Regions from separate parts of the Mus musculus genome. Here region 1 is linked to region 2. The links are chromatin loops, found by intact Hi-C in ENCODE. Cell type or tissue: left cerebral cortex. All regions are shown on one strand. Each heading gives the region's core, and the rest is flanking DNA. Links, peaks and the distances in the headings are about the cores only. Region 1 has its middle 9.2 kb from the start of Gm41393. Region 2 has its middle 94 kb from the start of Gm41393.

Evidence for each region. A loop is a pair of places that touch in the nucleus more often than their neighbours do. Peaks named below come from ENCODE experiments on the same cell type or tissue, not always from the same donor. Only the 100,000 strongest peaks of a DNase experiment are listed, where the experiment ranks them.
Region 1: a loop joins it to region 2, with 2.1 times the contacts of the local background. A loop is called at or near these places in 2 of 42 quality-filtered maps.

What each region holds. Positions count from the first base shown.
Region 1 is chr15:97,408,036-97,424,491 of GRCm38, forward strand. No RefSeq gene overlaps it. Among named protein-coding and RNA genes, the nearest start is that of Gm41393, 9.2 kb to the left of the region's middle. In left cerebral cortex, for the core only: no CTCF peak of the experiment used is centred there; a DNase peak (open chromatin) is centred at 7,150.
Region 2 is chr15:97,492,783-97,509,238 of GRCm38, forward strand. No RefSeq gene overlaps it. Among named protein-coding and RNA genes, the nearest start is that of Gm41393, 94 kb to the left of the region's middle. In left cerebral cortex, for the core only: a CTCF peak has its summit at 5,815 (motif pointing left); DNase peaks (open chromatin) are centred at 9,013, 9,441 and 11,116.

The DNA.
Region 1 (16,456 bases), core at 2,853-10,852, 86 kb before region 2:
GCACACTCGAGTAGATTAGATATCATCCAGGTGACCCAGGTGTCCCCAAAGCAGCCAGACCCCCCGGGGGTAGGGAGAGCCCGGGAGGAGGTCCACCAAGGGGAGCAGGTGTGAGCCTTAGGACCTGGGAGGAGGGGAAGGGATTCGGTACTGGCAGACATTCATTTTGGCCACAGTAGCTATGGCATTAGGGATAAGACAGCATTGTATACCTGTCAGGTGAGAGACTGAAGTTGGGAAGGAAGCCAAAACAACAGTGGGGTTGATCCATGGACACACGTGGTGAGCCCAGCCTGGGGATGGTGGTGTCCCCAAAGTTACCAAGGAAGAGAGTATAGTCTAATCAGTGGAGCCTAGTTACTCCTGTCTTCCAGCCTTTCTCCTTTCCTCCCTTCTGTAGACACAGCAGGCACTGAGCTCCACTTGCACTGCTAAGATCCTTGACGGGGGAAGTCTCAAGTAAAGCCTTCCTCTCCCTGGGCAGGTGTCCCAGAAGTTGAAGAGAGAAAACAAAGGTAGGAGAGGCGGTGCCACCTTTGCTACAGCGGGAGACATGCTGGAAATGTACAGCTTCTCCTTACAGTCAAGAGGGCTGCCAACAGACAGGCCTAAATCAAACCGAGCATCCACTGGTCTGCGGTGGCCATGGCCAAGGAGTCAGTCAGTCCAGTAACAACTTGAAGAAAGGTTAGAGGGACGTAGGTAGACAGAGAAAGGTGAGACTGGATCCCTGAGATGGAGACTTCTTGTTCTCAGAAGATGTTGTGAGGTAAGATGAGGGAAGGCACAGGGATGAGTGTCTAACAGGACTAATGGGGGCCTGGCTGCAATAAAATGCCTAACTGGCAACAGTCGTATCCATTAGAATTGATGAGAGTTGTGAAGCCAGCACGGTGGTCTGACCCAGTTCCAGCAAAGCTGAGCTGAAGGCTGTGATGGCTCTCACTCTGACTCTCACTTTTGGTTTTAGTCTCTGCCTGTCAGATTTGGGAGGGGAAGGCTTTCTGCATTATGATTCATTTTATCTCTTTTCCAGAGAAAATCATGTCCCAGTCTCTTTAGGAAAGTCCTAAACATACTATCCCGCCTGCTTTCAGGGAAATAATCTTACCTGGCTCTATCTGGGAGTCTCCCTTATGCGCTGGGAATTGTGAAAAGCACAAAGACCCTAGACATTTCTTTATGAGGGCATGGCTCCAGGATCCTCTCGGAACATCTATCCCTAAGCAAACTCAGAAACAATCAGAAACAATCAGAACAGCATCGACTCAGAAGAAGCTGACGAGCTCCAACTGACCAAGGGAATTGGCAACAGACCGGAGGCTTCATCCCACAATACACTCAGAGCTTCCTGAAACAGCTAGCTTACAAGACAGAGGGCCGTACAGATTATGCCCTTTCCATACAGAATAGCATGAATCGATGATGTAAGGATATAAGAAAAAGAGAGGTAGCAGGAATTGCCATTCATGAAAAAGACTGATTCACACCAGGCTACAGTGACATTATTTAACTAGGAACAAAAGTATTTTCTTAAACAAATAGATTTTTATACAGATCATGAATGCAAAGATCACATTTGTACCACAGACTGAAGGACAGCTACACAGCTTTTATGCCTGAGGACTATACTCTCTTCCTTGGTAACTTTGGGGAACACCACTGTCCCCAGGCTGGGCTCACGTGTGTCCATGGATCAACCACACCATTGTTTTTGCTTCCTTCCCAGCTTCAGTCTCTCACCTGACAGGTATACTTAGGGGCTCCTAGAGAAAAGACTCAAACCACGTACACTCAAGTAGATTAGATATCATCCAGATGACCCAGGTGTCCCCAAAGCAGTCAGACTTGCAGGTAGCGTTTTGAACACCAAGGGTTAATGATGCATTGCCCAGAGCATGGTGATTCACCTGGACTGGCTCGGATATTTTCTATTTGTCTAGTGCTTTGAAATCACCAATGCTGCCAGCCTGTGAACGGGCTGCCACGTATTAAGTGTGCTTGCTTTAGCCGAAATATTGTGTAGATTCTTTGAAATGGGGTGACCGGGGTGGGGGGGCTGATAACGGAAACAAAATGTTCTATCTGTACTTGCTAACTGTAATTGAACCTGCGACCCCGGACATGCAATGAAAAAAAAAGCAAACAGGTGTCCGGGGACAACAAAACGACATGATCTGTGTCTCTTGGAAAACCCCCAAGTCTTTGTTTTATGAGTCCTGTGTGCATGAAGAAGCAGTGTGGTTGCTAGTTAGTAAGAACTGCAGGATCTCCCAGCGTTGCTGTCTAACCTAGTCCTCCTTCTGACTCCTTACTTCCTCTCCTGGACCTGGCATGGATAGGGCTGCCCTCTACCCCATGCCCAGCGCCTAAGCCAGAGTCAGTTTGGCCGAGTTGCAGCCTTAGGTCTCCCATCCCAGGGGTCACGCTGTTACTTTTCCTTCCTCTGTAGCTTGCTCTCCTATATTTCCTGAATGAGCAGGGTTTTGTCCATGTCCGACCTCCGCCGAGATGACCACCAGCCCGCCCATCACTCACTCCATCCCAAGCCCACCTTTGGTGTAGTGGCATTTAGCTTTAGATAGAGCAGAAGCATTGAGGTAACCGAGCATTAAGGTGTGGTCGCACTCATCACTGACGTCATTGTTTCGGCTCCAGTGATTGGTGGTTTAACCAATGGTCAAAACTGTGATGTTTTCCCAGGAGACAACATCACCCCCCCGACCCCATCCACTGTCCCTGATTTGGCTGACATTGGGGTCCTACCTTTTGACTTCCCCAGCATGGGAAACTTCTAATTTTGTGTATGGGAGTCTATTGTTTCAATCGTCTAATAGCTGAGGGGGCGGAGCACAAATACCTTGTTAGAACAGCTTTATTTCTGTCCAGACAGTCACAGTTCCTCTGGGAAAACAAAATGAATGCTAGCCTTTAAAACGAGCATTAAATAGGAAATTAATTACAAAGGCTTTAAAAGAGTTAAGATGGTATCTTAGTTACTGCTGTGAACAGACACCATGACCAAGGCAACTCTTATAAGGACAGTATTTAATTGGAGCTGGCTTACAGGTTCAGAGGTTCAGTCCATTATCATCAAGGTGGGAACTTGGCAGCATCCAGGCAGACATGGTGCAGGAGGGGGCTGAGAGTTCTACATCTTTATCTGAAGGTTGCTAGCAGAGTACTGACTTCTAGGCAGCAAGGATGAGGGTCTTAAAGCCCATGCCTACCCACAGTGATACACCTACTCCAACAGGGACACACCTCCTAATAGTGGGCAAGGCATACACAAACCACCACAGTGACCCCTGTAGGCTCTCAGGTGAACAGTATTTGTACAAGCAACTAGAGACGTGTAGCTTCATCAAGTGATACACATCCCCCCAAAATACTCAGTATGCCAGTACTTAAAATACTATCATCTACGGGAACTCTCCTGCCTCCCAGGATCATAGCTAAGGACCCCTGAGTCACCCTGCTTAAAGCCCAGATGACAGTTGTAGTCCCTGCATTCACCAGCTGGCCTGCATAGGTTTTTATTTTGCACTTAACAGAATTAAAATAAAGACTATCTGTTTCATTTTCTTGGGGACCATCAGAACTGGGGTGTTCGTTATCTAGTTTGTGGGTTCACTAAAGACGATGCTGGTCATTTCTATTCCAAAGTAGATGTAAGATAAAGAGTATGAGCTTCAAGCTAAAACAGGGCTTGGGTTGGAGACGTAGCTCAGTTGGAACAGTACTTCCTAGCATGCCTGAAGCCCTTGGTTTGATTCCCAATGCGGCATAAACTGGACATGATGGCACATACCTACAATCCCAAGGAGGGAGGGGGAGCCCGGAAGAACAGAAGTTCAAGGTCACCCTGGGATTCATCGTGAGTCTGAGGTCAACCTGGAATACACAAGACCTTGTCTTAAAAGGAAGAAAAAAAAGAAAGGTTAAATGACCCTTTATATTAGATATATTATCTAATTATCTGAACTACCAAAGAACATGGAAAATGTCTACACGATTGTAGGACAGGGATATTTGTTTCTTTGCATGCTGGGAAATATTTTTTCCATGTGTTAGAATTACGGCATTGGGCTGGAGAGATGGCTCAGCAGTTAACAGCACTGACTGCTCTTACAGAGGTCCTGAGTTCAAATCCCAGCAACCACATGGTTGGCACACAACTATCTGTAATGGGATCCCATGCCCTCTTCTGGTGTGTCTGAAGACAGCTACAGTGTACTCACATACATAAAATAAATACATCTTTAAAAAGAAAAAAGAATTACTGCATAGTTGGTAGGTACTTAGGCTGTACGGTCTTGAAGGCACGAGTCCAAATCCCAGCTCTGCTCTGTGATCTTGAATCGGTTTCTTAACATCTCTTGGTTTAGTTTCTGAATCTCAAGTGTGGAGTAAGAGCAGGAACATCTGTTCTAAGCCAGCTGAGGATTCAATGAGGTGATGCTGTGTACTGAGGGAAAAGAACATCTCCCCTGCCTCTTCAGTGTCGTTCCCAGGAGCTGCAACGGAAACAAACAAAAGAGACTTAATGGACAAACGGGAACGTTCAATAATATTTACATGTAGAAAGGGAGCCCCCTAGCCTGATAAAGTGTTAGAGGCTCATATCATATACCAGTTCAGACAGGAAAGAGGCATCAAGGGTCAGTGACCGGGAACTAAGGGTCGGTGTGATGGTTTGAATGAGATTGTTCCTGGCTGGAGAGATGGTTCAGCCATTAAAGGCTAAGCTCACAACCCAAAATATAAGAGAGCGCCCGCCATAGGCTCCTGTATGTGAGCACTTGGTCCCCAGTTGCTGATGCTGTTTGAGAAGGCTTAGGAGCTTCTGCCTTGTTAGGGGAAGTACGTGTCTGGAGGTAGGCTGTGAGGGTTAAAATACTACAGCCATTTTCAGTTTGCTCTATCTGCTTCAAGCTCATGGTTCAAGATGTGAACTCTCAGCTTCCTGTTCCTTCCATGTTCCTTCCCGTTCCTCATGCCTGCTGTCTATTGCCACGCCCACTCCCCCCCTGCAGTGATGGACACTTATCCTGTCGGAACTGTAAGCCACGCCCCCTGCAGTGATGGACACTTATTCCATTGGAACTGTAAGCCAAAATAAACTCTCTCTTCTTTAAGTTGATTTGGTCCTGGTGTTCTATCACAGCAACGGAAGAGTGACCAATAGGACGTTAAGAGTGGTTTTAATAAACTGTCTTTAGATGAACTCTGTGGGTGATTCTTGGTCTGTTCTGTTCTTCCCTTCTTAGCCCCAGGAGAATGCTTTCACTGAACAAAGTGTGTGTCTAATATGCCTGCCGTTTAGAGCAGATGGAAAAAAAGCAAACAACTCTTTTGATGTTCGCTGTCATTTGTCTTCAGCTCAAAATAGCCCTTATGCCAAAGTGACATATGTGAAGACTGTGTGTTCTGATCCCCTTACACCAGATGTGTTCACAGGGACAATCACCTGTTACTGGAGCAGAATGCCTGATACTTTACAGTGTTAGAGCCCAGTTTTTCTGCCAGGACTCTCTAAGAAATAAGGTTATATACACTCGGAACATATCTTATCTCCTCAAACTCTCCCGTGACTGTCCTGGTCAGGTTCACCAGCCTTGATCGCCCTTGCGCCTACTTTCCTGGGTTGCATCCTAGAGATGCAACATACAGAATTGCTACTGCCTTCAGAATGAAATTCAAGTTCAAAACTCAGCACTGACTGCTGCACTCACTCACACTGGATCCCTCTCCCCCACTCCAGATCCACCCCCTCACTCCAGATCCCTCCCCCTAACTCCAGATCCCTCCCCCTCACTCCAGATGCCTTCCCCCTCACTCCAGATCTCTTCTCCCTCACTCCAGATCCCTCCCCCCTCACTCCAGATCCCTCCCCTCTCACTCCAGATCCCTCTCCCCTCACTCCAGATCCCTCCTCCCTCACACTGGATCTTTCTCCCTTCACTGGATCCCTCTCCCTTCACTGGATCCCTCTCTCTCTCCCTCCCTCCTCATGCTTTCCACATTCTCTCACCTCTGTTTTAAGATGGCAGCATTGTTTCCCCCACCCCCACCCCCCAGGCTCCTGCCAATATGGTTTCCTGTTCACCTTCTCCCTCTTCCCAGGTGGGCTAAGCAGTCTCAAGCTCCCCTTCTCTAAAAGTGTCAGTCATAGCTTTTCTTTTTTGGTCCCTGCCCTTAGACCATGATCTTTTCAATAAAAGGATCACATTCAGTTCATGTCAGAATCGAGCAGGCACTCATAACAGGCCCGTCATGGAGCAGGCACCCATAGCAGGCCCGTCACGGAGCAGGCACCCATAGCAGGCCCGTCACGGAGCAGGTGCCCATAGCAGGCCCGTCAGGGAGCAGGCGCCCATAGCAGGCCCGTCACGGAGCAGGTGCCCATAGCAGGCCCGTCAGTCACAGAGCAGGTGCCCATAGCAGGCCCGTCACGGAGCAGGTGCCCATAGCAGGCCCGTCAGGGAGCAGGTGCCCATAGCAGGCCCGTCAGGGAGCAGGTGCCCATAGCAGGCCCGTCAGTCACAGAGCAGGTGCCCATAGCAGGCCCGTCACGGAGCAGGTGCCCATAGCAGGCCCGTCACGGAGCAGGTGCCCATAGCAGGCCCGTCAGTCACAGAGCAGGTGCCCATAGCAGGCCCGTCAGTCACAGAGCAGGCGCCCATAGCAGGCCCGTCACGGAGCAGGTGCCCCTCTCAGAATGACAGATGCCATTCAGTCTGCCTTTGTAGCCTAGAAGCCAACAGTAGCTTGCATCCTTTTGCCTGAAGCCTGGGGCTTCTGTAACTATGTGAGGGACAGAGCAGGACACAGCTGTGGAGCTACACAGCTAACCCAGGAAGGGATGGCTGAGACTTGGAGTGTCCTTGCAAGCTTACCCGTGGAAGGTATATGTCACTTCCCCAAAGTTACGAGCATCTGTGAGTTTTGTGGGCAACGCAATATCTGTTCTAGCACAGCAATGTTTCACGTGGGGTTATTTCCCTTCCAAGTGAAAGCCAATTAAATAAATTCTATTTTCCCCCCTTGGTGCTTACAAAGTGTGGGAGTTGTCACCAAACACGACTGAATATTCTAATTTAGTCATAAATGGGCTGAAAGAATGGAGTGTAATTATGAGTCCAGAGTAAGATGTGCTAAATATTTTATCGTGTTCAGCATATGCTAGGGGGAAAAAAAATCCTTCCACTGTAATTGCCAACATTCAATTCACAAAATGTAAACAGCAGCTGAGCGTAAGGAGGCTGCAAAGAATCTCCAGGAACTCCAGCACGTTCCAGAAGGGATTCTCTTAGAGGGAGCAGGGATCACATTTACCGGTAGAGGTAGAGCCGTTTCTTGTTGTTCAGAAAGAGAACCCGGGAAAACGAGGGGACATTTTCATGAAGCAAGCCAGGATGCAAACATGTGTATGCAGCAGGCAGGTCTCAAGGCAGGGGAAACTTGGAACTCAGAGGAAACAATTGGAATAGGCCCAGGAGAGTCAGCCACAGAGTTTTGTGGAAATGGCCTCTCCAGAGTTCTTACCCAGAGGGAACGAGCAGGTATCTAGTCAGAACAGGGGAGGGACTATTTTGAGCTCAAAGGCCAGTGACCTAGACAGTTGGTATCTTTCCACAATGTCAGGATTTTGAAGAACAAATTCGTAAGCTATGTCAGTGTCATAGGCTATAGTCTGACAAGCAGAGCCAAGTTCCCCTTTTCAGCCTTAGTTCCTAATATTAACACTCTGATCATACATTCCACAATACATGGTAATTAAGTGTGTATGTGTGTGTGTGTGTGTGTGTGTGTGTGTGTGTGTGTGCTCAAGGAGTTTACATTAGCTTTGTTAGAGACAGAGGAGGAAAGCTGATAAAGGCCTGCTTGGTTATTAAGTTAGGCATTAAGTAGCCCGTTGAGAGCGACCAGAGGCGCAGAACCTAGCTACAGGGTCACTGGACTGAGCTGGGTCTTGGGGTTGAGTTGATCTGTAGAGCAAGGCACTGACTGGATCTAGATGGACAGATGGACAGATACAAGACAGTTTGAATAGGATGAATCAGCAGAGGGGACCAAGCGAAACTGAAGCCCCAGGGCTAGTTGGAACTTTTCTGTTTTCTGCTGTTGGGGTGGGGGGGACAGATGTTAGACACATTAACAAATCATTGCACTAATTAGTTAATTAGTAAGTAATTTCTAAGCACGCCCAGGTTGAGAGGAATGAGCAAAAGAGCCTAGAATTCTCCAAGTAGGGAAAAGCAGAGACTCTCTGACGGTGTTTCTCAACCTGTGGGTCGTGACCCCTTTGGGAGGGGGCAGAACGATCCTGTCACAGGGGTCACATATCAGATATCTACTTTCTGGTTGATAGGTATAGCAAAATTATCATTATGAAGTAGCAATGAAATAATTTTATGGTTGGCTGGCGGTCACCACGACATGAGGGACTGTGTTAAAGGTCCACAGCACTAGGAAGGCTGAGAGCCGCTGTACTACTGTGTCTACAGCAGACCGAGTTCTGGGTCCAGAGCAAGTGGTTCAAGTATGGCTTCTTGATGGTCATGGAAAAGATGGCGGAGGACTCTGGGACAGAAGCATCTAACTAGCGATAAGCGGAGAACTTGGGGGCCTGGGTCAGTTTGAGTATTCTTGCTCCTCTCTCTCTCTGTCAAAAGAGCAGGATGTGCTTAGGGCTGTTCTAGAGAAGCAGAGAAGGTTTTGTTACAGAATGGCTTCTGCCTGATGGGATTGCCTCAGGCCTGACAGTCACCAAAAGCTTGCTGGACCCAGGCAGGCCCCTTCATTCCCAGAACAGAGTAGCTTCTTGCCTTGAGAAAAGGGAGGCCAAGAGCTAAGGTTGTGGAGAGAGGCTTGTTGTGCATATTTAATCTCAGGAAACTCACGAGTGTCTCCTTTTGGATTTTTCTCTCCCCCAACTTCCACCCCAATTAGCCCAAGCTGGCCATGACCTCACAATCCTACCTCAGCTTCCTCAGTCTGGCATTTCTAGAATATACCGCCACCATAGCATATCCTTTGTTAAATGTGTAAGGAGGAGGAGGAGGAGGGGAGGGGGAGGAGGAGGGGGAGGAGGGAGTACAAATGTGTATGAATAATAATGGAAAGGTGAAGAAAGTGGTTGGCTTTGATCCCCGTCCTAGGTCATTTAATCGTGAGAAATAGCTGAACTCATTAATGTGCACATCGTAATGACTCAACACACGAGGTGACAGGTCCCGAAAATGATATTCTAGCCATTCTCTTTCAACATTTTTAAAGTTGTTGTGTGTATGATGTCTGTGAGTTCATGTGTGTAAGAGTCTGTGCTTGCCATGAGACATGTGTGGAGGTCAGAGAGCAACCTTGGATATCAGACGCTCACCTTTTACCCTATTTGAGATTGGGGTTGGGGACACACGTTCTCTGTTGCCTGTGTTACTGTAAGAACCCTGGAATTGCAGACACACGTGGTCCTCTCCGGCTTTTTATCTGCCGTATTTGCTCCTTTCTGCTGCTGTGTTGAAAAAGCAACTTACAGAAGGTACTTCGTTTTGTCTTATGGTTCCAGAAGGATAAGAGCCCACCCCTCCAGGGAAGCATGGTGGCAAGCTGCAGGTGTGGTGGCTTCAGGAAGCTAAGAGCTTACCCTCTCAACTGCGAACACAAAGCAGAGCACAAACAGGAAGTGGAACTGGTCTTTAAAATCTCAAACTCCACTTCCAGTGACGTTCTTCCTCCAGCAAAGCCACGCCTCCTAGTCCTTCTCAAGTGGCGCCACCGACTGGAAACCAAGTGTTTAAATCCTGGAACATACAGGGGACATTTCTCACCCAAACCACCACACATGGGTGCTGGGGATTCGAACTCAGGCTCTGTGTTGGGGCTGGAGAGAGGCTCAGCAGGTAAGAGCACTGGGAGCTTTCCCTGAAGAACCCAGGTTCAATTCCCAGTGCTCTCTCTCTCTCTCCCTCTCTCTCTCTCTCTCTCTCTCTCTCTCTCTCACACACACACACACACACACCACCACCACCACCACCACCATATAACAACTGTAATGTCAGTTCCAAGGGATCTAAAGCCTTATTTTGTCCTCGGTGAGTCCCAGGCATGCATGTGGTAGGTACACAGACGTATATTCAGGCAAAATACCCATACACATAAGATAATTTTAAAGGTTCTATCTTGTAAACGTGCAAATGCATTTGAAAGGAGGGTTTCTAAACTGAGACCATCAGTGTCAGGGATCCCTGAGCCTTCAAAGCAAACCACCCGGGAAGAGCTTCCCAAGCTCACCCCACATCACCCCACAGAAGTGGATGCAGCTGTGTCTAAGGGGGACACGAATGCTCCATCCAGAGCCGATGGTCGTGTATGTAGCAATGCTGCTGGCCCAGTGCACAGGGCCAGGTTCCTCTGTAGCACATTCAACTCTTTCATAATTGCAGTTGCTTTCAAGGCTGCCTTGCCTGTAACGTTAAACTTACACTTTTCCTCACCATGCTGTACATTTTCCATCCTTTCTGATCTACTTTCCGCCCTCTCTAACCGTAGATCTGGATTAGAGAGGCAAGCAGCAGCTACCTCCCAACCTAATGCGCCTAGTGGAACCCCAAGGGAGTCTTAGGGTAAGGCTGGCATGTGACCAGATTTTCCACCAGAATGCCCTAAAAAATGCCTCCAGCCCCCCGATAGTCCCTCTTCCTCTCTGAAACCTCATAGCTGGGATGCCACTGTCTGCATTTCTCTTTCCCAACAGAGTGGGTCATTTCAGGTCTTCTTAAGGAATTCCAGGGCATTTCTAGCCCAGAATTCCACACAATTCCAAGTTACTCCTACAAATCAACTCACAGGACAGCTCATTACAGTAACAATTCTATCCCAGTCCACAGTCTCATGTATTACTTTCTCACTGCTGTGACAAAGTGCTGTCATAAAAACAACCTCAGGGAAAAAGGATTTATTTTGGCTCCTGGTTTGATGGGGAAGGCACGGAAGCGGAGCATGAGACAGCTAGTCACATAGTCTCTGCCCTCAGAAAGCAGGGATCTGTGAGCTCCTGCTCAGCCTGATTATTCTCTTTATTTAGTTTCATTTAAAAATTATTTTTATGTATTATTATTGGCTTGTGTTTGGCTGTCTGTGTACACTTATGTGTTGTGCATGTATATAACACGTGTGTGGGATTACATGTGCTACAGAGCTACCTAGAGGTCAGAAGACAACTTTGTAGACTTGTCTCTCTCCTTCTATCTTTATGTGGTGTTCCAACTTAACTTCTGTTCCTGTAATAAAATACTCTAATAAAAAGCCACCTAGGGATATAGGTTTATTTAACTTCTAATTCCAAGACCTAGTCCATCCTTTCAGCTCAGTGTCAGGAAATTGAGACAGCTTATGCTCAGCTGGCTTTTTCTGCTTAGAGGATAGTGCCTCCCACAGTGGGCTAGGTTTCCCCACATCTGGTTTTTGGTTTTGTTTTTGTTTTTTTTCTTTTAAGATTTATTTATTTATTATATGTAAGCACACTGTAGCTGTCTTCAGACACACCAGAAGAGGGCATCAGATTTCATTATGGATGGCTGTGAGCCACCATGTGGTTGCTGGAATTTGAACTCAGGAGCTTTGGAAGAGCAGTCAGTGCTATTAACCACTGAACCATCTCTCCAGCCCTTCCCCACATCTGTTAATTTAATCAAAACACTATCCCACAGACAAGCCCAAGGGCCAACCCAATGTAGATAATCCCTTATTGAGACTATCTTCCCAGGTGATTCTAGGTCATACCAAGGTGTCAATTAAAGCTAACCATTACAAATGGGTTTCCAGGAATAGATCTCAGATCACTGGACTTATAGCATCCAACATCAGTTTTGTTTGTTTGTACTTGTGTTTATTTTTATTTTTGTTTTTTTGTTTGTTTGTTTTTCAAGATAGGGTTTCTCTGTGTAACCCTGGCTGTCCTGGAACTCACTCTGTAGACCAGGCTGGCCTCGGAACTCAGAAATCCACCTGCCTCTGCCTCCCAAGTTCTGGGATTAAAGACACGCGCCACCAGTACCCAGCTGCAGCAAATATCTTTATCCACTAAGATATCTTGCTTGCCATATTTTATTTATTTATTTTTATTTTTTATTTTTTTATTTACTGACTGACATATTTACTTACTGTGTGTATGTGCCACAGTAAAATATAAAGATCAAAGGATAACTGTATTAGTTTGGGTTCTCTAACATTGTTGCCCCGCTAGCATAGCTGTAGCCATTTTGTTCCAAGTCCACCAGCTATTTCAGATTGTTACTGTAATATGCCTGCCAGTCATTGACGCATAAAAATAACTTGACTCAGAGCAAGGTCCTGTTGACAACATACCCAGTTATATTCTGTATGTTAGGAAGTGTGTTAATCTTAAGACATTCCACAACCATAAGCTTCATTTAGGACCCATCAGATTCAAGGTCAATATGAACTGTTACTTCTAAAGTAGCTTGAGTCAGGGCTAACCACCAGACAGTACTTCCTGCACTGGCATATGAACTCAATGTGGTTTTTACAGTTTTAGCTTTTATAATCTGGCTGTGAGAAATGTTAAAGGTTACACCTTCCAGCGCCTGAGCCTGTGGGCTGTGGCCCTGATGGATCAGTCTTGGGGTGTTCGTGTTCAATAAATATTCTTACATGACTGACATAGGTGTTCACGTCATTTATAAGGTGATTCCTGAATCCCAACAAACATAACCAATAGAATATATATTTATTCATCATATTCATTCATAATATATTAATACATATATACATATGATTTATTAGAATGACTTACAAGCTGTGGTCCAGCTATTCCAACAATGGCTGTCTACCAACAGAAGTTCCAAGAATCTAGTAGTCGTTCATCCCACAAGGATGCATGTCCCAGCTGCTCTTTGGTATATGCTGGGATCCGAAAGAAGTATGCACTAATGCCGGTGAAGGAGTGGACTTGCAATGAGAGGAGACAGTAAGTAAAGGAAAGCAAGCTTGCTTCTTCCATGTCCTTTATATAGACTGCCAGCAGAGAGTGTGGTCCAGAATAAACGTGGATCTTCCACTTTAAAAGAACTGGATTAAAAACAGGTCTTCCAATTTCAAATGGTTTTATAAAGAAAAAGTCCCTCCCTGGTATGCTCAGCTGCTTGGGTTTTAGTAAATTCCAGACATAGTCAAGTTGACAACCGTGAGTAGCCATCACAATAACTTGTGAGAACCAGTTCTACTTCTATTGAGTGGGTCCCAAGAATTGAACTTACGTTATCAGCTGTCAGACTCTATTGAGCCTTAGCTCACCGGGGACCCCTGTGTGAACACCTTGGAGGTGGGGATTGATGCAAAAGCAAGAGGAATTTATTGTTTCAGCGCGTTGGGGTCATTGAGTACCTGACGGAGAGGTGGTGACCCTGGGAAACCCATTGGGAGAGTTTTTGTACAGTTTTTAGGGATAGAATAGAGCAACAGCCACTAGGCACAATGTGATTGGCAGAACAGTGCGACTTTTAAACTGATTGGTCCTTAGGGAATGAGGTAGCAAGAGGTTCCCTTATCTGTGGGTAGCCAATGGTTAGTCTGCCCTGAGGAATGTGTCTACTGCTCTGGGTTTCCCTCATCTGCAGGTGGCCTAGGGTTGGTCGGTCGTGCCCCCTGTGGTCTGAGGAATGAAATTAGCCTCTTCCTTCCTGAGGGGAGGGGTGCCTGTGTGCTCTATGACCTTTGCCTTTGAGGAGGGGAGGGGCCCAGTGGAATTTTCCAAAGTTCCTGAGCTGACCTCTTCATTGCCCCCAAGCAAACTTGCCTGTTCTGTTTTCTCCTTTTTATGAAGATCTGGGATCATACCAAATGGAATGATGCCACTGAAGTTTAGGCCAGGTCTTTCTACCTCAATTAACCTAATCTGAAAAATCCCCTGTAGGGATGCTCAAAGGTTGGTTTCCATGGTGATTCTAAATCCCCCATCAAATTGACAACTGAGATGAACTACCTCAGTGGCTTCCTGGGCCAATTACTGGCTTGGTGACTTAGGTGTATAGCTTTGATAAGAATGGCTTCCACTAGCCGGGCGTGGTGGTGCATGCCTTTAATCCCAGCACTCGGGAAGCAGAGGCAGGCGGATTTCTGAGTTAGAGGCCAGTCTGGTTTACAAAGTGAGTTCCAGGACAGCCAGGGCTATACAGAGAAACCCTGTCTCAAACAAACAAACAAACAAACAAACAAGAATGGCTTCTGCTTTTTTAAATGTGTGAGCATAAAACCATCAAATAGCAAGACTCTATGAAACAGGAAGCAGACAGTTTTGACCACTGGTGATGATGACAGAGGGGTGAATAGGTAGGCTTTATTGTGCAGGAGAGGAAGTGGCCAGTGAAAACAAGAAGGGACATAGGCTTCTCTTGGTGCTAAGTCTGTCAGGACCCATGCCAAACGCTTGCATAAGCCACCATTCATTCCTGTAGCAATCTCAAGCCCCAGATACTTAAAGATACTCTTTTTACAAACCCTAGATCAAAACTCAAACCAGGGTACACTGATGGAGTAGTACCATTCTACCTTCTGAATTGAAGGGACATCCACTGGGTGCACTTTTTTGTAAGAATGGGTAGCAGGAAACTGGGAAGGATGTTTGGTGTATATTCCTCTGGAAATGAGGAAGCAGTATCCCAGCCTCATGACCGGGTCCAGATGTTGAGAGAAGTCAATCAAGAGACACAGAGAGTTTGAGCAGATGTTTCTTCATCAAAGCAGAAGTTTAATCAGCGAAGTTCAGCAGAGCTTGGAGTTGGCTGCTCCAGGATGGGGATCTAAGCTGTGGATTCTGAAGACGGTTTTTATGAGGCTTTATGGAGTGGCATATTCACAACTTGCAGCATGTGAGAATGTGATATTTAACTCCAGCGTCTGCTCAGCCCGCACTATCTGTTGCTTCCTCCTCAGAGGCGCACGACAGAGATACTGAGTGTGCAGCTTCTGATTTCAGGTACAGGGCTTCTCATCTGTGGAAAGGGCCTTACATCAAAGGTGGCACTGATACCACTCATCCCCTTCCCACCCCTTCCTTCCCTGCCACCTGCCTGGGAATCAGAGAGCCTGGTGGCAGGTTCTTGCCACCCCCATCCTCAAAACCTCCCCCATCCTCAGAAAGCTCTGAGAGACCTATTTCTGCCACAGAGACTGTGAGATTCCTCCCTTCGGGGTCTGAACTCTCCTCAGAGCCTGCTCCCTATCCCCCCTCAACCCAGTACTCCTGCCTTTCTGTCTAAGCATTAATAGCCGTAGGAGGATGGTCTGGTGTAGCTTGTATTTGAATGCTAAATTCCATACCCCAAGATCTGATTGTGGATTGTCATGTCTAACCAGCCTTTTTTTGTGTGTGTGAACCTTGCTCCGCAAGTTAACTGGTCAATAAAAGGCTAAAGCCTGTGATTAGGCAATGACAGGCAGGTTTTCCGTTGGGTCTCAGGTAGAGAGGGAGAAAGTAGAAAGGACATGGAGAGAGGCAGAAGCTGCCATGAGAGGAGACACGGACCGTGAGCACGTGGCCAGGAGAAACAGCAAGCAACAAGGGACACATGGCCAGGATGTGAGTTAGAAAAGCTCCAAAACCTGCCCAATCTAAGCGGACAGCTTGTAAAGAAAACACCTGGATTGTGTGTCTTTTCTATGGGCTAGCTAGAATTTCTAATTCATTTTACAAATAGCTCTTCCAATAATCTGTACTCCCAGTCAGCCATTTAGCTGACTGTTGAACTAACCCCCTTTAAGCACAACAAGGTGAGCCTTTTCTGTCCCAAGCCATGGTGGACCAGATCTTTTTTTTTTTTTTTTTTTTTTTTAGAGCATTTCATTCCATGATCCCCACAAAAAAGAAGGGGGGCTTTCAAAGTCACACTATAAGATACTATAATGACACTGAAGTTTGTTGTTTGGTTTTGTTTGTGACAGGCTTTTTCTGTGCAGCGCTGGCTGTCCTGGAACCCACTCTGTAGACCAGGCTGGCCTTAAACTCGAAGAGATCTGCCTGCCTCTGCCTCCCAAGTGCTTGGATTTAATGTGTGTGCTACCAATGCCCGACACGATGTTGAGTTTTATGTTAAGGGTACAGATTCTTCATTGATGTACATGAGTAGGTGAATGCCCTGGTACTGTAGTTTCTGATAGAGTGGGATCAATCTATGCAGAATCAAGGATGTCTAACCACAAAGGAAAATTCTGACCACTAAGAAACACAGATGCCAAGACAACAGAACAGTACAGTTCTCCTGGGCTACCTCACATAAAACTCCTTGCCAGGGGCCAAGGTAGTCTCCCTTCTGGAGTAGATGAAGGCTTTCTTCTATGCCATGCTTACAATGATTTTGCAGGAATTAGCTGTATCTGCGGCAAGAATACACAAAAGAGCAACAGTGAGTTGTGTGCATGCTTCAGTACAGTT
Region 2 (16,456 bases), core at 4,133-12,132:
CTAGAAGATGTAAACAAAGCAGACAGTCTCAAGGGTGTAGATTCCATTTTGGTTTATGTGAGCGAGTGTTTGCCTGCTGTGTGCCTGTGCATCATGTATGTGCCTGATGCCCTAGAGTGCAGATGATGGTGTTGGGACCCCTGGCACTGGAGTTACAGATCGTTGTGGGATAGAAATTGTGGGTGCTAGAAATTGAGCCCAGATCTTCTGTCAGAGCACCCAATGTCGTTAAGCACCGAGCCATCTCTCCAGCCACACATAGGTAACATTTTTTTTTTTTTAAACAAAGAATAACTTTTGGAAATGTCACAAGATGAAGGAAAACAAATTGGTGTGTTGAAGGGAGGCGAGCTGGGAAGGTTGCTGTGTGGGGGATTTAGCAGAAGGAGAGAACTGTTTTAGGGATGTTCACCTGCAAAGATTTCCTTTTGGTCCCAGCGTTTCACCTTCTTCAAGGCCAGACTGCTTTCCCCACCACACCACAGAGAAAGCGTTAGGAGCCATTCTTGTGTCTCAGAAACTTTGTCTTTTAGTCTGCAATGGCTATCCTTCACTCCCTGAGGCTTCCTTCTGCATTTTTGAATATCAAATGCCTTCCTTCAGATTTGAATAACCTTTAGAGGGTGGCAAGACGTTTCATATCACATGATTTAGTCACCATAGTATTTGTGACAAAGAAGATGGAGGAGCCAGATACTGGTTAGAGCCCTAAGTCAGGGTGACTGTAAAGCCCCAGCACAGACAGCTTAGCTCTGTTCAAGGAACAGCTGCAGGGAGGTGTGGCCTGGTCTCTTCAGAATGTACGTTTTGGCCTAAAGGTTCAGGCCTGTTTTCTAACATTTCCCTTGGTCTCTGGCTCCCTATACCCGTTCCCCTCCCTGAGACTAGCTTTACTTTGTCAGATATTTACGTCTATGATACGTAGCCACCCATGTTCTAGACACAAGTCTTTTCAGCTTCAAGTTATGATGATGAAATGCCTTGGAAATATGAAAGTTATTGAAACGTGGCTAGACGTGGGTTTATGCCTACTGAACTTGGAAGTTAGTGTTCCTCTCTGCATCTCCAATAGTTTCACCACTGGCAAAGGAGGAGATAGCTCTATTCAGTGGATGCCTGTTGTGAAAGCTCCTGTGGTAAATATATACAATATTTATGTTCTATATATTATTTAAAATAATTAAGAGAGAAAAAAGTGTGTCATTAATAAATATATTCAACTATAAGAATTTTTACAGTAGGGTGGGCTAGAGGGTTTGAAGCACTTATACCCAGGCCTGACAACCTGAGTCCAGTCCCCAGATTCCTGAAGGTGGAAAGAGAAAACTGACTCCTAAGATTATTCCCTGATTTCCACACATGCAGAGTGGTGTATCAACACACACACACACACACACACACACACACACACACACACACACACTTACTTATCAATCAGGTCAAGACTATCCACATGATAGTTGGAACATTGGTGAAGATTATGACTTGATATGTGTTGTTGCGCCCACCTCGGCCAGCAAGGAAGACACGACAATGGTCGGATTCTTCTCAACAGCCTTTATTGAAGGAACGCCTCGATGCTGCTACAGGGACCCCAGGAACTCAGGGAGGTCTGCTTATATACTCTCTAGCACAGGGAAAGGCTTTGTGTCCTCCTGGGATAGGTTGAACCGCTGTCACCTAATTAGCATGTACCCTCTCAGGAGGGGTTGGCGCCAGACTCTAGCTTACGCCTGCGCAGTGGTGTTGTTTATGACAACGGCATACCAGGAACCGGCGCCATCTTAGAGTTGGCTTCCTACACTGTGTCCCAAAGAGGTTACACAGTAGACAGTTGTTGGTTCAGGGGTCTCCTCTTTTCACTAGGGGTCCATTCTAAGATTCTCATGATGCCTGAGACCTCATTCATGTAGCACCAGCTCCTAACATATGCCATTTTCCTATGCATACACTGTTGAGGTCTGGTCTTCTGCTATGGATTGCAATACTCAATGCTGGCTCCCCGAGCCTGGTTGCCCCCAGGGAATCTGCATATACACAGTGATGCAAGGTAACCTTGCCCCCCAAGTCATCTGTGATTGGAGAATAAATGTGCCCACAGCCTATAGCCAGACAGAGAGAAGTAGGCAGAGTTTGAGTTCCCAGGCTTTGGGTCTGAGACAAGACCATGAGGATGAGAGAGAAAAGGTGAAGGCTGGAGAAGATGCTATGTGTTAGGCAAGTCATGAAAACATGGCCATGAGGGCTGGCCAATTGGATTTAAGAGCAACCCAGATGGAGCATGGCAAATTGCAATTCAGGGTTATGGATGGGGAAGTAGATTCTAACAGTGTAGAGGTTAGGTGTCGGCCCAGTTCTAGTGCATTATTATAAATATAAAGTAAACAAATTACTGTGCTTATTATAAATATAAAGATTGTGTGTCTTTTATCTGGAAACTGAAATATCAAAGACAGGGTAGAAACCCTCAATTGAGATTAAATGTTTACTATAACAGTAGAATAACTTGGCACAGATGTTTATGGATTTCAGGCCTAAAATCTCTAGGATTCTGGCTTGGGATCACAGGCAGCTCCCTGGTCTTGTCTGTGGCCCTGATTGATCAGTACTGGGTGAATGATCAATAAGCTATCCCTGTCTGACTGAGATTGGTGTACGTGTAGTCTGTGGGCAACTCCTGGACCCCAAAATGGGGAACTCTGACTTTGATAGCAGGGTTCTCCAGCATTCATTTAAGTTTTAAAGACCCTTGACTAATACACTGCTTTTACGAAGAAACTAAGTGGAAATAAAGGAAATTACTAGAGTACAATGACCACAGATAAAGTCCGTTCTGTTTACAACATAAGCAATGTAAGCTTAGGAAGCCATGAAGCTGTCTCTGAGGAAACAGTTGAATTGGGCTCAAGTGGCTGTCCCTCAGCCAGAGCTAAAAAGCCTAAGACCGATGGGAAGAAGCCGCTGAGGAAGAGCCTACCATAACTTTTAAAAGGAGTTTGAAATGTCACATTGGAAAAGCACCAAGCAAGAGTTCTGACCCTTACATGTTTATTTCTTCTCCCTTTAAGAGGGATCTGGGTTTCTGCCTTTCTTTCATAATGACCCTGTTGTCTTCATATTGTCTATGTTTCAGGAGTAGTCATGGCCTCTGTCTTGGTTAATGCTCTGTTGTAGTAAAGAGAACCACAGCAATGCTTACAAAGGAAAGCATTTAATGGGGGCTGACTTACAGTTCAGAGGCTTCCTCCATTGTCATCAGGGAGAGAAGCATGGTATCATGCAGGCAGACATGATGCTGGAGAGTTCTACATCTGGGTCCACAAGCAGCAGGAAGAGAGAGTGACATTGGGCCTGGCTTGAGCTTCTGAAACCACAAAGCCCGCCCCCAGTGACCACTTCCTCCATCAAGGCCACACCCACTCCAGCAAGACCACACCTACTCCACAAGGCCACACCCACTCCAGCAAGACCAAACCTCCTAATCCCTGTCAAGTAGCCCCCTCTCCCTAACGACCAAGTACCCAACTATGGGAGCCTTTGGGAGCCATTTCTTGTCAAACCAGCCTCCCACCTCTCTGAGCATTTCTAACATGTGAGAAGCTCACTGAGGCATTGGGTTACCGCTTCTGGTGCTTCTCCTGGCAAGTTTGCATGAAGGATGTGCCTGTCTGGCTTCTTAATTCAATATATAATTCCATGGCATTCAAAATTCAAATATAATCCCATGGCCCAAAACAAAACAAAACAAACAAAACAAACAAACAAAAAACCAGTTTACACAGATACCATTGAGGCCTTTTTGCTTTTATTGATTTTAGCGTATTTTCTGTTATTCTGCCTTTTTTTCAATTTGGCCATTTGTTTGATCAGGCTAACTTTACTAATAACTTAATGAATGTAATTTTAAACAGAATGCGGGTGCTTCTACAGTTTCTGTACAGTCTCACTGTGCTGGATTTAAAACAAACAAACAAAAAAAAAGGATTTGGAGAGTATTGTAGGATCAATAAACCCAAGTCATATCTTGATCATTTTGTGTTTATCGTCAATAAACCCAAGTCATATCTTGATCATTTTGTGTTTATCGTCAATAAACCCAAGTCATATCTTGATCATTTTGTGTTTATCGTCAATAAACCCAAGTCATATCTTGATCATTTTGTGTTTATCGTCAGTGGACATCAAGTCTGAAGTGTTAGTCCTAAGACAGGGGTCTAACAAACCTTCTGAGTATCCTTGCTTCTGCTTAGCTGCTAGAGTTTGAGAATGCCATCCCTTATTAGAGGCTGGTATGAGTTATACTTCCATTTTACTGCCTTTTAATTTAAGGTTTAAATCTTAATTTAATAATAATATAAAAAAACCCAACTTCATTAGCTGTTTCTAACCCCGAAATCCCCAGTTAAACCCGCCCCCCCATTATCTCAAGCCTGCTCCACTCCCATCAGACTTAAACCAACACAATTCAACTTGAAGTTTTAATTCCACAAGTTCAGAACTATAACTGATAAGCCATTTGTTGAATCTTCAAAAAGAAAATGATATTGAAGACTGGAACATAGAAAGTGATATTCAAATCATTAAAAAGAAATAAGCTTTTGAATAGTATTAAAATTTAGCAGATAGATAAATCAGTCATTAGGACACGGGCTGTCTTCTTTTACTTCCTATTGCTGGGATGAAGACCATGACCAAAAGCAACCTGGGGAGGAAAGGGTTATTTGACTTATCTATCTCAAGTCACAGTCCATAGAGGAAAGCCAGTGAGGGAACTCAAGGCAGGAACCCAAGGCAGGAACTGAATCAGAGACCACGGAGGAATGCTACTGACTGCCTGGCTCACATCCCGTTAACCTTTCTTATACCCTCCAGGATCTCCTGCTCAGGGCTGATTCCATCCACAATGGTCTGAGCTGCCACAGCAATCATCAACCAAGAAAATGCCCCACAGACTTGCCTATGCCAATTTGATTTAACGACATTTTTCTCAATTGAGATTCCCTTTTCCTAGACAATCCTAGCTGTGTCAAGTACTCAGAAGGCTAAGGCACACATGGATGCACAATAAGCTGATCTGAGCCAGTTCCACCCATCCTGACAATATTTCCACTCAGTTCAAGACCATAACCCATGGAAGGGTGCCACCCATAGCCGAGGTCTTCCCACTCAGTTAATCCCATCTAGATAGTCCTTCATATTCCTGGACAGAGGCTTGTTTCCTGGGTTTCTTAGATGCTACGCTGATGACCCATCTTGTCTATCACGATGCCCTTCCAAATAGACATCCATCCTGCCCCTGAAACCTACAAATGGTGCCTTCCATGGGCTTTACAGATGCAATTAAATTAATTGGGATGGAGAGATTAGCCCGGATTTTCCCAGATAACCCCAATGTCATCATCACAAGGTCTTTAAAGTGGGACATGGAAGGGCCAGAATTAGAGCAGACGATGTGATAATGGCGGCAGAATTGGAGTGACTCGAGCCAAGGTTGCAGGAGGGACTACATTCTTCCTGCCGAGCTTCACAGGAGCCATTCCCACAGACATCGTGACTTCTGCTCAGCAAAACCGATCGAGGACTTGTAACTTCCCCAATGGTAAGACAGTGTTTGTGATATTTAACACTATCGTGTGTGTGTGTGTGTGTGAGTGTGTGTGTGTGTGTGGCACACCAGGAGCCAGAGGTAAAGCTCTGTCTCCTGACAGCATCTCTAGCTTTGCACAAGAGACTCAGAAGTGGGCAGGCGCTCCCTGGTGGGATAGGTCATTTCATGGCTGTTGTTCCTAGAAGAAATGCAATGCCCCCTGCTGGCTCTACCCTGAGATGCCCTGTCACAACTAAAATATTAAAGTACAAGCAAGGTATGGTGGGGTTACCCGTCACACCCCCAAAAGGACTTCAGAGCAGCACACTTCCACCTTCTCTGACTCCATCTCCCCCTACCCCACCCCCACTTGTGTCAGGAGGCCACAGCACTCCTGGGAACTGTTGAACTTTTTCTTCCCCAGGCTTCTGGAGAACTCCAAGTTCAAAGGCAATGTGGATGTAGGCCCATGCTCCAGAACACTGTAGCAGATTTCTTTAAACTCAATAGAAAACGCCTTTTAAAAGGCAGTACTTAGGCCCAGTGTGGAGAGGCATACCTGTGGCCACAGCCTCAGAGTCCGGAAGGAGAAAGATCAAGAGGCCCAGGCCAGCCTGGGGTTCACAAGGTTCATGTCACAGACAACAACAACACAAACAAAGACAGAACAACAAAACAAGCAAAACCAAAATCAAAGAACAAAAATGAAAATGTGAGAAATCCCTTTGTGGGTTGTATTTGCTTTCTTACATATCCAGTTTTATAGGTACTGGTCAACGGGAGAAAAACTTTCAGTACAAAGATTCTTGCAAATGTCTGACGGAAGAGATGGGCCTCATAACAAAAGAAAACATGCAGATGTTAAAAGACAAACTTGGGTGCTTGAAAATTCTAATGAGCTTACATAAGCGCCAGGTGACTCATAGGTCGGGCAGCACACGACTCCAGGTAGATCTGTGCTCCAGCTCGGGTAAGAGAGAAGAGTTTTATTAGATATTCTTAGAAGCAAGGAAAAGAAAGTATGCTTGCCAAAGTGGAAAGTCCCCAGGGCAGCTGTTTCCCAACCTGTGGGTCATGACCCCTTGGCAAACCTCTATCTCCAAAATATTTACATTATGATTCATAACTATAGTTATGAAGTAGCAGCTAAAATAACATATGGTTGGAATTACCACCTCATGAGGAGAAGTATTAAAGGGCCACAGTGTTAGGAAGGCTGAGAACCCCTGGTCTGCAATGACGTGGGCTTTGTTCTGCCTCTAGTGCAGTCTAAGGGTCTGAGCCTCCTCAGCCCATGGTCACCCGATCAATTTATTAGTAACACCAGGGAGAGAGGAAGGGAGAGAGGGAGAGAGGGAGAGAGGGAGAGAGGGAGAGAGGGAGAGAGGGAGAGAGGGAGAGAGGGAGAGAGAGAGAGAGAGAGAGAGAGAGAGAGAGAGAGAGAGAGAGAGAGAGAATGAAGAATGAAAGAAGGGGGAGAGGAAAGAGAGAGCGAGGAGGGATGGGGGATGGAGCAAGGGAAGGAAACCTTTAGACAGAAGCAATCTTAACTGTTAACTTCTCCATTCCTTAGTCTGAAGATTCTACACATGGGCTGTGGCAAGGGAGAGCATCTAAGGTCTTTAGAACCTGGTCCTTGAGGGAGAGAGGGATGCAGGGCTGTACCCTTACAAGGCTGGGAATCTCTTGGCAGGCAACTACAGATCTACTCAGCCAAGCAGCGAGCCAATAACTGGCCTCCTCCTGCCCCATCCTGCCACACTGTCACGCTGGGGCTCCCTGCAGACTCCTGACAACATTGCCTTCAAGGGGCTGAGGCCAGAGAAGGGTTAATTGGGGTGGGTGCCCTGAGGTCTGGCAACAATTTTTGTCACTTGCTAAAGGAGGATAACTGTGGGTCCCAGGCATCTTCCTGTGATTCAGCCCTTTACTGCCTTATCCTGGGACTGATAGAGTCAACCTAGTGGAAGAACCAGGCCTCTCAAAGGGCTATCCTTCCAACACTCGCCCTGCTTAGCAAGAGCCTTCAACAGGCCTCTGAAATACTTAGACACTAGCTGGGGTAGAATGCAAACAGGTCCTAGCCGTACCATGCGTAGAAGGCCCAGCTTAAGACAACTTCTCTTTGAGACTCAGTAGTCTTATCTGTTACACAGGTCAAACGCTGCTCTCCTCATGATGTCTGTGACAGAATCACACTGAAGGTGCGCATGGAGTCATTCCATGGGTCCTAATTTTAGCAGACAAAGGCACATAAGTATGTGGTTTAATAACATACTTAAAGTAATACAGTCAACACCAGTAATATGGAAATCATTACTTACATGGTCACTGAAGGAAAGGAAGCAGGAGACCCATTTTAGGGACTGGTCCACTCATCTACTACCATGGGTAATTTTTTTTTTAAATTTTGGTTTTTTGAGACAGGGTTTCTCTGTGTAGCCCTGACTATCCTGGAACTCATTCTGTAGACTAGGCTGGCCTCGAACTTAGAAATCCACCTGCCTCTGCCTCCTGAGTGCTGGGATTAAAGGTGTGTGCCAACACTGCCTGGCTCCACCATGGGTAAAACCTGTTCTGTTCAACCGTTTTTGAGTTTCTAAGGGCCTGAAGATTAAGAACAGCCTCACACGAGAGGTGCCTGTGTACACAGGTGTGTGTATGTGTGTGTGGTATGTATGGTGTGTGTGTGAGTGTACTGTGTTTATGATTTGTATGTGTGATTTGTGTGTGTGTATAGGCTATTTACAGTGGGTGTGGTGTATATATGTATGTATGTGTGTGTATGGTATATATGGTATGTATGTGTAGGGTGTTTGCAATTTGTGGTGTGTGTGTTATATGTGTGTGTATTGTGTAAGTGTAGAACATGCACGTTTTGTGTGTAGTGTATATGGTGTGTATGTGTGTAAGTATAGGGTATTTTCAGTGTGTGTATGTTGTGTGTGTAGAGTGTTAACAGTATATGTGTGTGGTATGTATGTGTATATGTGTGGTGTATGTGGTATGTATGTGTGTAAGTGTAGGGGCTTTACAATTTGTGTGTGGTGTGTATATGAGTGAGTATAGGTATTTATAGTGTGTGGTGTTTGTGTGTGTGTATGTGCGTTGCTTCCTGAAGAAAAGACAGCTACGTTGCCCACACATCAGGAGTCAGCTTGTTGTGGTTTCTGTCGACATGCCAATCAGTTATGCTGGCAGAATTTATAATTTCTTTTACCGTCGCGTTTCACGGTCTTTTCCCTAAGGAAATGTGAAAAGACAGTCAAAGAAGAAGAGGAGAAAGAGCCAACAGGTGGGTGGGGACAGAGCGCAACTCAGGGTGAAGCAAAGAGATGGGAAGGGGAACAAAGAGAAGGAAGTGGCCAACAGGTGGAAGCCAGCCAAATTAGACTCGAGATGCAGACTTACAGGGAGGCTGTGTGCCTGTACATTAGCCATCCTGTTTCTGTTCCCATCTAGTCTCAGGCAGCGATGTATGTCTCGCCCTGCCTTTTATTTACATTTTTATTATATTTATTCACATTATATCATGTATGATTGCTCAGCCTGCGTATATGTATGCACAGACATTCTGGGTGCCTGTGGAGGTCAGAAGAGGGCATTGCATTTCCTGGAGCTGGGTTGCAGACAGTTGTGAGCCATGAGCCGAGCTGGGAGTCGGGCGCAGGTCCTCTGCAAGAGCATCGGGTACTCTTAACCACGGACTTGTCTTTCCAACCTCTATCTTTTATTTTGTTTATGGCTTAATGCTGAATTATCAGGCGCCAAGTGCCCACCCCCTGAAGCGCTGCATCTGTTGTAGGTTGGAGATAAATGAATTGACTGCCAAAACATCTGAGTGGGCGATACATGTTTGTCCTTCATGTGAGTCACCAGGGACTCCTTCCATCATTCTGTCTTGGTTGGAAACCAAGTATTCACCAGAGATAGGTGCCAATGCTTAACAACAAAGAGGGTTTAATCTGAACATATTCCTTGCCTACACACAGACTCAATTGCTTCCACGGTGCAGAAGTCTGGTCTGACTGCTTCTGTCAAACAAACCAGCAGACAGAGGCCACGAGGTTATGGCCCATGTCATGCTTCCCTACGTGATCAGGTCAACAGTATCCACCTACAGCCAAGCTGAGCAGTAGGCTAGGCAAGCCAGGCCGATGGCACTGCATGCTGGTAGTCTACAAGGACTAGCTTGCCTAAAGACACATCACAGAATGGTCTTTGTCCCTCTGTCCACAAGGGTATTTGTGAAGACTATATGTGGACCTGGGGACAGGGGATGTGGGGGAAAATGCATGGTAGGTCTTCCCATCTAGATACTGCCTGACATGGGCTCAGACAGACCAGCAGCAGCCCCAGACCCTGCTGTAAGGCACAGAGGTCAGGAAGCCTAGCGGGACAACTCCTAGATGTGGCATAGCTAGAAGCCACGTTCAGCTATCCCAGAGTAGATGTCTCTCCTGTCTTACTCAATGATCTATCACTGTGAAGAGATACCATGACCATGGCAACTCTTATAAAAGAAAACATTTAACTGAGGTTTGCTTACATTCAGAATCAGTCCATTACTGTCATGGTGGGGAAACATGGCAGCACACAGGCAGACATGCTGCTGGAGAGGGAGCTGAGAGTTCTACATCTGATCTTCTGGCAGTGGGAAGTGTGGGGAGCCTTTTGGGGTGCCATTTGGCAGGAATCTGACATTGGCCAATGACAAGGAAATGGGCTTCTGGCAGGAATCTGACATTAGAGCATGACAAAGAAGTAAGTCCAGGCAGGGACCTGACATTGGCCAAGGACAAGGAAGCAAGAATCTGGTTTTAGGGTAGAACAAAGAGGCTCTGATATATTGATCATCCTTAGAAACAGTTATCACCGGAGTGATCGTGTGGCTTTGTGTTTATTGTCTTGCTTGTTCTTTGATTATTGTCTTGCTTGATTCATTGTACTACTGGCCCTTAATACTTGCATGTAATTAAAATGGTATAAAATGCAGATTGGGAAAATTAAATTTGCCTTCAGTCTCAGAATTGACTGGGGTCATGCTACAATTTGTTTAACTATCTTTTTTTTTTTTCTTTTTAATCCTCACTCCCTCGCTGGAGAACCTGTTGACTGACTGAGTGGGCTTGGTCAGGGAAGAGCAAGTGAGCCACAAGACCTGGCTTGAGCATCTGAAAACCCAAAGCTCAACCCTGGTGACACACTTCATCCAACAAGGCCACACCTCCTAATCCCTCTCAAGTAGTGCTACTCCCCAATGTCCAAGAATTCAAACATACAAGCCTCTGGGAGCCATTGCTACTCAAATTACTACACCTCCTGTCCTATTTATCATATTCACACACACACACACACACACACACACACACACACACACGCACACACGCACACGCGCGCGCGCGACTTAGAGATCCACCTGGCAGGTGTGAGGATAGAGGGAGAGGATCAAGGGCGACTTTCCTGTTTTTGGTTTAGACGCCAGGTTGCTGCTATTTTCAGGGATGACTGAAGAGAAGCAGGATTCTCTTTTCAGAGTGGGCTGGGGATAATCAGATGTTTTGTTTTAGCCTCTGTGGGCTGGGGCAGGGCTAAATTTCTCAGCATGGTTGAAACTGAATCCCACATATAGACTACTCTCTGCCTGATTGAGAACTCTTTCTGGAACACTGATGTCGCTGATTCTGGAGACAGAGAAAGTCATTGAAATAATGTATACTTCATATTACATCATAAACATGGAAGGTCATATCTGTGTCTTCCCACAGTGTCAGAATTTGTTAACAATAAATGCACAAGGCACCATGTTCACCTCTTTGTAGGGGTCTGGTGAATTAGTTATACTTTTTTCTTGTGCTGGTGTATTTGAAAAGTCCTTAGGTGTCATCTAGTTTTCCTCATGTTGTTTCTTCTTCCTTCCTTCCTTCCTTTCAATTTATTTATTGAGGCAAGGTCTCACTCACTATGTGACCCTGGCTAGTTCAGAGCTCACTATGTAGACCAGACTGACCTTGAACTTGATCCACCTGCCCCTGCCTTCCAAGTGCTGGGGTTAAAGATACATGCCACCCACCTTTCTTCCTCTTTTTGTCATGTCTACATACCACATTTCCTTTTTCCATTCAGTGATTGACACTGATGCTGATTCTGCCCACATTTGTGGGGAGCTGAGGAAGCCCTGGGGGAATGTGTAAAGAGTAGATGAAGGCTTGAGTAAGTGTGTTGTGTTCAACATTGGCCCAGTGATGTCAAGGACCCGGTGCCTCAGAACATCATGGTGGTGGCCAGTAGAAAGCCACTTTCTTCATGACAGACAAGGATAGGGAATTAGTGATACATAGGTAAGTAGGTAGGTAGATCAATAAGTAGGTAGACAGAGGTAGATGATAGACAGATGAGAGAGAGAGAGAAGACAAATGGACAGATTGGTGATAGATAAATGATAAATTATAGATATATAGATAGATAGATAGATTAGATAGATAGACACCTAGATGATAGACAGATGGATATATAGATAGATGATAGACAGACAGATAGGCAAACAGATGAGACTAGAGAACAAGATAGCAAAAACTTACCTGCAATGACCCTACTTCCTCCAACTAGGTCCCACCTCCCAAAGTTTCCACCTTCCTAAAATGGCTCCACCACGGGGAAACAACCCAACACTTTATGAACTCATGGAGGGCACTTCATGTAGAAACCACAGCATGCCTTTACAGGTATACACTATGATAAAGCAAGGCCATGTGAAACTGTTGCTTTAAACTTATAATGAGCTTCTAGAATGTAACACTGCTTTGAATGCACTGTCAACAGTATCTCCTTTTTTGTGCTACATTTTATCTATGAGGTAACTTTTATAAAGTAATTTTGCCTAAGAAGGTATAAATTGACAGAAGAAGTTAATTGTGGCTTTGGGGGCTCTGCCCCATTCACCAAATGTATATCTGTGGCATTTGGGGCTCAGACCCAACCACTAAATGTATATATGTCTGACTGTGTATATGTATGTACATACATACATCTGTAGGTATATGTGTATGTATGAAACTGTGCATGGAGACTTGTGGAATTGTTTGGCCTGGCCAAAATATGTGTGTCTGTGTCTATGTGTGTGCTTGTATCCTCTCTTTTTCTCAAAAACAGTTAACAGACTCCAAGCCTCTCACCTGGCCAGCAAGAGGCCCTGAGCCCTAGCAATTAAGCCTCTTTTTCTTAATCCCCTACTGCTAACAACAGGAGTTAATTACCAGAAGCCCACAGCTTTTGGCCTTAGAAAGGCAGAGTTAAAGAACGAGAAAATTTACCAAAAGTAAGCTAGTTAGCCCCCACAATTGAACCTTTGCTCCTGCCATTGCCGACACCACTCATCGCTGCCTGCCTCAGTCTACCTGAAATGCTGGACTAGTCACTGGCAATGAGCTACATTTGTCTGCTTCTTTGTCAATATGAACATTTAAATGAACACGTGCAGAGACACGTGCTGCTCATAAGACTGGCGGTAAGCAGCTGTTTGGACCATCCCGGGACTGCGTGGGCTTTAACACTGGCCCTGCCAATCAAGGCGTGGGAGGCCATGTGATTCACTCTGTCTTTTTGTCTGTGCCTGTGGAGCCTCAGGTATGCTAAGCACACATTCTGCCCGTGCACCTCGTGTGTCCATCACTATGCTATGAATCAGGCCCAGAAGCTGTTTTTCTTCGGTGACTGGGTTTGTCTAGTAGAGGAATGCCATGGAATATTTAAGTTACAAAATGCTACATAAATATAAAGAATTCCTGTGGACTACATTTCATTTACTGTTGGTCTTTTTTTTTTTTTTTTTTTCATCATCACTCCTGCCCATTAAAGCCTTGGTGATTCTAAAGTTACACATACGATTGTTTTATCATTTAGAGAAAAATTATAATAATAGCTACTTGCACACCCTACAGAGGCTTTTTTTTTTTTTTTCTTTTCTTCAAGACAGGGTTTCTCTGTAGCCCTGGCTGTCCTGGAACTCACTTTATAGGCCAGGCTGGCCTCAAATTCAGAAATCTGCCTGCCTCTGCCTCCCAAGCGCTGGGATTAAAGGCGTGCACCACCATGCCCTGCTGAGACTCTTTAGCGTATTTTCTATACTACTATCTCATTGGAGCTTTGTAAGTAAGATAGGACACTGTGATTGGAATTGAGATGTCTCCCCCCCCCCCCCCGCCGCCACCCCGCGCCCCCCTCCCCCCCGCGCCCCCTCCCCCACTCCTGTGTTGGGCTGCTTGGTCCCCAGCTGGTGGCACTGTTTTGGAAGGTTGGGGAACCTTTAAGAAGTGGAGCCTTGCGGAAGGAAATGGGCCCCAGCGGAAGGCTTTAAGGTTTTTTGTTGTTGTTGTTGTTGTTGTTGTTGTTGTTGTTTTGTTTTGTTTTGTTTTTGAGACAGGGTTTCTCTGTATAGTCCTGGCTGTTCTGGAACTCACCCGACTGGCCTCAAACTCAGAAATCTGCCTGCCTCTGCCTCCCAAGAGGCCTTAAGGTTTTAAATCTGGGCTGGCTCCGTTTTCTATCTGTGCTCTGCTCCCATTCAATATAACCAATTACATTTGTCACATCACAGTCGTCTCCATCCCTTCCCTGATATGATGGATCGTGCCCCCTTAAATGCTAAGCCAAAATGAATTCTCTTCTCACATTCAGTCCTTCTAGTTAAGTATTTCATCGCCGCAGTTTGCCCCCCACTCCCACTTTTTTTTTTAATTAGTGGGACTGAAACACAGACGTCATGGGATGCACCCAAGATCACACAGCTTCGTCAAGGCTTTGGGGAGAGAGGCTGCAGGGCTTCTGTTCCTGAGGTCGGCTTTTATGCTACCAGACAGCTGCTCAGGTTTCAGCTCTGCATTGGTCCGTCTCCTACAACCCCAAATGTGGCACAAACATCCCACCCAGCACACTTTCAACTTCAGAGAAAATCCTATCCAAGAAAATGCTTGTACTACAAAGGTTTAGAAACACAGCCCCGTCTCTTCCATGAGCGCCGAAGCCACCAGGCCGAGCACGAATTTAGCGCTATATTAAAACCAAGCCTCGCGTTTCAGAAGCCAACTGGGAAAAAAAGTCAACTAAAATTCTGCATGGAGGTAATAAAAATATCTTTTATTATCCTCTACAGACAGATTGTAGATGCGCTCCAATGTTAATTTACTGTCAATTTATTCATTTTTATATAATGTCCTCCAGTCAAGGTAGATTTAATTCCATTTTTGTCTTGTGTACTTCCTTTCAAGGCTTCGTAATTTCTTTTCTATTTTTACCCATTCCACTTTTGCTTCCTGTCAATTTTTATATCAAAATCTGCTTCAGTTCCCTTTGGCAAGGTGCAGTAATAAAAATATTCCTCATGCTTGAACGTTTAAATTTGCCATTGCACTTTAAAATGGTTCTCTGTCTGTGCCAACGGCGTAACTCTTCATCCAACGGGCACGGCTCCCAGACTCGCAGACGGCAGAAACCTGATTTCTATAAGGGTTCTTCATCACTGTCTAAAATGATCTTCTTTCTCCCACTAACTGACCCTGCGCTAAGCCCCTACTGTGCGCTAGACAGTGCGACAGGAATACAACTCAGGAGATGATGTTGGAATGGTAACCAGCCAGCATCTGGTACATGGGAGCGGCACATGTGTTCTTGGGGGCGGGAGGTGGGGGGCACCCCTGCTGTCATGTGCGCAGTGGGAAGAAGCAGGATAGACACTAGTCATCTGAAGCCACCCGCTGCTTCTCTAAGCTAGGAGACTGTCATACACACACAAACATAGTCTGTCACACACTGGGGCCCTTCTGTAGTTGCAAAGGACACAGAGCCATTGGACCTAGAAGCCTGAGCCAGCAGTGGACAGTGCCGGATGCATCCTTTACTTATAAAGAAGTTTGTGCCGTTTTTATTTTGTTTTTGTTTTAAGATAAGCAACTGGGTTAATCCCTGTGAGTACTGCTCAGAACGGTGCCTGGCACACACCAAGTGTTCTGTCTTTACCGTTATCGTGGTCCCTGGTTTTGTACTTTCACGAAGCAGAAGCGTGGGTCCCGTGGCTAGGCCACCATTGTTGCAGTGTTCCTGGGAATGCTTGCAGTGGCTTCAGGCACCATGGGTGGGATGAAGCTGCAGAGTGTAGGTGGCACCTAACAAAACAGTACCATCTTTTAGCTGTATCCTGTACCATAGTCTACCTCAAGGGCAGGATTTCCCACACTGGGAAAAGCACAAAACAAGGTAATTTTGTCACATAACAACTTCATGAGAACTTCGTGAGATCAGGATGACTTTCAAACAACCAGTTGACGTGAACATAGATCTGTTCAACTACAGGTGTCTGCTTTTCCCATGTCTGTCCATACTTCCGGATGACAGATAGATAGATACATATATACTGTATGTTGTATATTTAGTCATGGTGAGGGGGGTATTGAGAGAGAAGGGAGAGATAAGAAAGAGAAGAAAGAAAAAGATGTATTGAGTATTAGAGAGGCTTCCTTCTTCCATGTCCCTTATATAGGATGCACCAGAAGATGTGGCTCAGATCAAAGTAGGGTCTTCCCACTTCAATTGATCTGGATCAAGGGTGGGTCCTCTTCCTTCAGTGATTTAGTTAAGAGAAATACCTCACAAGTGTACCCAGCTGCTTGGGTTTTACCTAATTCCAAATGTAGTCACGTTAACCAAGAATAGCCATCACTGTGTATTATGATATGCGATATATAAATACAAGAGGTAATCAACTTTATTTACATATTTCAATATATACTATATGTAAATTAAACATGTTTAAATATATTGTACAATTATATATTTACATTTTAAGCATAATATCATAATATAGTTATAGAGAGA